Linked DNA regions of Homo sapiens: region 2 is linked to region 1. A link is an interaction called in ENCODE POLR2A ChIA-PET data of the cell type or tissue named here. Cell type or tissue: CD4-positive, alpha-beta T cell. All regions are shown on one strand.

The links. Peaks named below come from ENCODE experiments on the same cell type or tissue, not always from the same donor. Only the 100,000 strongest peaks of a DNase experiment are listed, where the experiment ranks them.
Region 2: POLR2A ChIA-PET joins it to region 1 with 6 read pairs; 7 of 35 experiments call an interaction of 5 or more read pairs at or near these places.

The regions. Positions count from the first base shown.
Region 1 is chr9:128,071,683-128,074,182 of GRCh38, forward strand. All of the region lies in intron 1 of SLC25A25 (solute carrier family 25 member 25), which reads left to right. Among named protein-coding and RNA genes, the nearest start is that of SLC25A25, 4.7 kb to the left of the region's middle. RefSeq lists enhancers at 1,829-2,329, 2,330-2,500. In CD4-positive, alpha-beta T cell, no CTCF peak of the experiment used is centred here; DNase peaks (open chromatin) are centred at 569 and 969; H3K4me3 peaks cover 1,366 bases; H3K27ac peaks cover 2,432 bases.
Region 2 is chr9:128,142,016-128,144,515 of GRCh38, forward strand. No RefSeq gene overlaps it. Among named protein-coding and RNA genes, the nearest start is that of LCN2, 6.2 kb to the right of the region's middle. RefSeq lists a cis regulatory region at 111-284. In CD4-positive, alpha-beta T cell, no CTCF peak of the experiment used is centred here; no DNase peak of the experiment used is centred here.

The sequences.
Region 1 (2,500 bases):
ATTACAGGCGTGAGCTACCGCGCCTGGCCTATTTATCTATTTTATTTTTTTTTGAGAAGCAGTCCGCTCTGTCGCCCAGGCTGGAGTGCGATGGTGTGATTTCACTGAAACCTCTGCCTCCTGGGTTCAAGCAGTTCTCCTGCCTCAGCTTCCTGAGTAGCTGGGATTACAGGCGCCCGCCACCATGGCCCGGCTAATTTTTGTACTATTAGGAGACAAGGGATTTCACCATGTTGGCCAGGCTGGTCTCGAACTCTTGACCTCAAGTGATCTACCCACCTCGGCCTCCCAAAGTTCAGGGATTACAGGCGCGAGCAACTGCACCAGGCAGTATAGACTGTATTTCTACTACTTTTTTGGCTTTTGAACAAATTCAGTTGTTATACAGCTTTGAGATCAGAAATAATTTATTAGCTCATTACCTGTAAAGGAGCACAAGTTAGTCCTGTGGGGAACGTTTGAAGTCTTGGAGAGAAGATCTGCCTTTTTGTAAATAACTGGGCAACAGGAAGACATCCTGCCTCTTGTACCCCCATACCACTTCCTGTTGAATTAGCATTAGTATTAACTGCCTACAGAAAAAGCAGTGCTGAGGCTTTGCAGAACTAGCAGGAGCCGAAAGAGAACTGTGGGGCCCTTTGGGTCAAAATGGGTCATCTGCCATGGGAATAGATGTTGAAGAACACATCAAACTTTGGAAGGTGCTTCCTATGGCCCATATGAAACCAGTGTGAGATGCTGGGGTTTGCACGGGAATCAGCTGTGAGTGCTTATCAGGGGGTGATGGGTAAACCCAGGCCATGTGACTTCACAAAGCCTCTTCTTAGCTTATAACAGTCTGGGTCAAGTTTTCTTTAAAAGTAAACCAGCAAGTTTTGCCATCTGCCTTTGTTTGAGAAGAGATGGGACACTCATAAAAATTGCTTAAAATGGAAGTGGGCAGAGAAACCGTTGGCAGCCAGCCAGGGAAATTTTCTTTGTAAAGGGCATGTAAGCGAGAAGCTTGTTCTGGGACAAAAAAAGGGAAGAGTTCATTAAAGAAGAAAGAAAAAAGATGACGACAACAGTAGTGACTTTGGGAGATGAGACTCAGCCAGAGCTAATTATAGATTGCCTATTTAAGGCATTTTCATGTGACCAAATACAATCTGTGTCTTAAAACAAATTTAAAACATAGGTTAGAACTCAGGCAGCCAATTAGAGGAAGAAAGCAAGCTGTATTCTGTGTAAACAGTTGTCTCTCCAGCTGAGGCTTTGGGGCTCTTGTAAGGGGCTGGTGTTTATTGCAGGTGAGGTTCTAGATGAGCTGCAGTTTGCTCATTTAGAGACTGGCATCCACACCATCTCTTTTGAGCCCCACAAAAATTTGTTAAGTAAGCAAGTCAGTAAAATGATTTTCACTCCATTTTACTAGGGAAGGAACAATGGTTCAAAAAGACAATGGAACAACCTCAAAGATCATTTGATCGCAAGGAAATTGGACCAGAGAAGGAATTGGAACCATCTTCTGATTCCTGCTCCTCTCCTCCTTAACACAGTTTTTTTCAGGAACATGAAGAGAATTCTCAAGTTCTTTTGGGGAAACTTGAGAAAGAGGAGGAGAGATAATTTAGAACCACATATTTTGCTCCCAAAGTATAGGTTTCAAGATTATCCAGTTTACCCTGTCAAAGAACAAGAATCCGCCCTCCCCCATTTCTCTCCCTGACCCGAGCAGTGCACATGAGGCAATCCCTATTGACTTGAAATTATTGAATGGAGATCAGTAATGTCAAGTTGGTATTGCTTAATCAGACAGACTGTTGAACTCTATACTTTTTAAATGTTTGGCCATTTGTGGATGTTTATCAAAAGAGCCAGACTTAGATAAGACAGTCTACAGAAGAAAGCTCCTTTCCAAGAGATAGACATTATTCGCTATAATATAATGGCCCTTTAGGAAAAGAAAAATGCTTTTCACAGATTGGATTAAATTCATATATTAAACTAATTGTGTTATATTGTTGCATAATCGGTCCCTGGCTCAAAGTCATAATTATCAAGTCAACTAGAATACTTTTTTTTTTTTTTGAGACAGAGTCTTCCTCTGTCACCCAGGCTGGAGTGCAGTGGCGTGATCTCAGCTCACTGAAACCTCTACCTCCCCGGTTCAAGCAATTCTTTGCCTCAGCCTCTGGTGTAGCTGGGATTACAGGCCTGCGCCACCATGCCCTGCTAATTTTTATATTTTCAGTAGAGACTGGGTTGCGCCATTTTGGCCAGGCTGGTATCCAACTCCTGGCCTCAAGTGATCCACCTGCCTCAGCCTCCCAAAGTGCTGGGATTACAGGTGTGAGCCACCATGCCTGTCCTTGAGAAGATTTTTTTGTGTGTGTGTGACGGATTCTCACTCTGTCACCCAGGCTGGAGTGCGGTGGTGCAATCTCGGCTCACTGCAACCTCCACCTCCCTGGTTTAAGCAATTCCCCTGCCTTAGCCTCCCAAGTAGCTGAGATTACTG
Region 2 (2,500 bases), 70 kb after region 1:
GCTGGCAGTCAGCTCCTCCTCTACTGTGGTTCTCTGAAATGGCCCTCTTTGGGCAGGAGGCAGAGAAGCGGCTCTCTCCTAGTGCCTGCTCCTAGTGAGGATAATTAGTTAGAAGGAGAGAGACTCAGGTCAGGAAGGAAGGACCTTTGAGGCCTTTGCTTAGGAGGCAAGGCCCTCTGGGTGGCTTGTAATGCTCACAGCACATTTAGTAGGCGGGGACACATTGGATGTGCACTTCGGTGCCTGTATGTACCCTGAGCTACACAGGAAGGGGATGAGGCAGGGTGTGGGGAGGCAGGAAGAGGAGGAGACAGGCTGTGCACGGTGGCTCATGCCTATAATCCCAGCACTTTGGGAGGTGGAGGAAGGAGGATCACTTGAGGTCAGGAGTTGGAGACCAGCCTGGCCAACATGGTACAATGCCCAGCTCTTCCAAAAACACAAAAATTAGCCGGGCGTGGTGGAATGCACCTGTAATCCCACCTACTCAGGAAGGCTGAGGCACGAGAATTGCTTGAATCTGGGCGGACGTTGCAGTGAGCTGAGGTCACGCCATTGCACTCCAGCCTGGGCAACACAGCTAGACTCAGTCTCAAAAAAAAAAAAAAAAAAAAAAGAAGAGAAGGAGACAGTGGGAGGGAGAAGGGCCAGGCTCCCACCCCCCAGCCCCAGCACCTGCCTGGGACACAGCTGAGCCCTGAAGCTCTTCAGCCCTGGGCTGGGGGCTCTCTGAGCAGCCCAGCTGCAGCTGTCTACACAGGCGGGGCTGCCCATGACCCGGGTCCCCTCCTGAGAAGAGTCCAAGTCCCTTTGTGAAGAGGTCTGTAGTGCAGGTGGCCCAGGACAAGAGGAATCTGGGGTGTGGGGAGAAGGGGTCTATGGGGTCAAGGAGACTATGCTGGCTGCAAAATGGCCCCCAAAATATATCCATGTAAATGAATAATGTAAATGTAACTTTATGTAGAAAAAGGTTTCAAAGGCTGGGCATGGTGGCTCATACCTGTAATCCCAGCACTTTGTTTGGGAGGCTGAGGTGGGCAGATCACTTGAGGCCAGGAGTTCGAGACCAGCTTGGCCAACATGGTGAAAGTGCATCTCTACTAAAAATACAAAAATTAGCCAAGCATGGTGGCACACACCTGTAGTCCCAGCTACTCGGGAGGCTGAGGTGGGAGAATCGCTTGAACCAGGAAGCGGAGATTGCAGTGAGGCAAGATCGCGCCATTGCAGCCTAGCTAACAGCGAGACTCCGTCTCAAAAAAAAAAAAAAAAAAAAAGTATTTGCAAATGATTAAGGATCTTATTCTTTATTATTTTTTTTAATTTCATAATGGTTAACATCCTAATGCCTGTTCTTTTCTTGGTGCACATTTGTTACAGTACCTAATGCCTGATTTTTAAGGTGAATGAATGACGTATGTATATTACTCAAAGGCAAATGACACATAAGCTATTTTTTGTTGTTGGTGGTGGTGGTGTGGCCCAGATGTTTTTCCTCTCCTGAAGGGCAAGAATTTTCTCATTCCTTTTGGATGTTGTTTGTTTGTTTGTTTGTTTGAGATAGGGTCTCGCTCTGTCACTGAGGCTGGAGTGCAGTGGTGTGATAACAGCTCACTGCAACTTTGTGGTAATTTGCTGTAGTAATTTGATGATTTGGGAAATTCTCAGCTTCTCTAGATTGCAGAAGATGCTAACAATAGGAAATTCACTGTTAAGAAAGTGAACTCTTGAGAGAAAGCCAAGGGTGTGGCCTGCGGATGTGGGGAAGAGGTGGCCAAGCCAGGGGCCCCGGAGGTATGGGAAGGAAGGGACCTGAATCAAGGGAACCCAGCAGTGTGGGAGGAGGTAGTTCAGGACAGGGGACCCAAGAGTGTCAGGAAGAGGTGGGACCCAGTGGTGTGGGGAGGTGGCCCAGGACAGGGGGACCTCGGATTGTAGGCAGAACCTGGAGAACCACGAGACGCTTCAGTTGGGGCAGATCCAGGCTGAGCTCCCAGGGAGGGGCGCTTGGGACTGCAGTGACCTGGGAGAGGCCAGTGCCCACCCAAGGCCTGAGGGAGTCTGGGCCCAGGGAGAGGCACCCAGACCTGTGCCCTGCAGCCTTGGGCCTGCCCATCATGGCAATGCAGAGGGCTCCCCCTCCTGACAGGTGATTCTGAGAGTCACAGGACAGGGCAGGGAGTGGTCCTCCCTCCGGCCCAAGGTCTGGGCCACCAAACTTTGTACCCAGAAACTCACACTTCCCCCTCAGACCTCTGACCTGGGCCCTCTGAGAATCGGGCTGAGAAGGACAGTGGCCAGGTGAAGGCCAAGGTCTCTGGGTGTTCTCGGCATCTCCTGCTGCTCTGCCGCTGGCACTGCCCTCCCTTCCCCTCACCCAACTCTGCACTGGTCCAAGTTGTCCCCTCCTTTTGAAGGTGGACACGCTTTCCCTTTGGAGCGAGATCTGGTCCTCGCTGCCTGTCACAGCCTTGTTCATGTCCCCCTCCCCCAAAGAGGG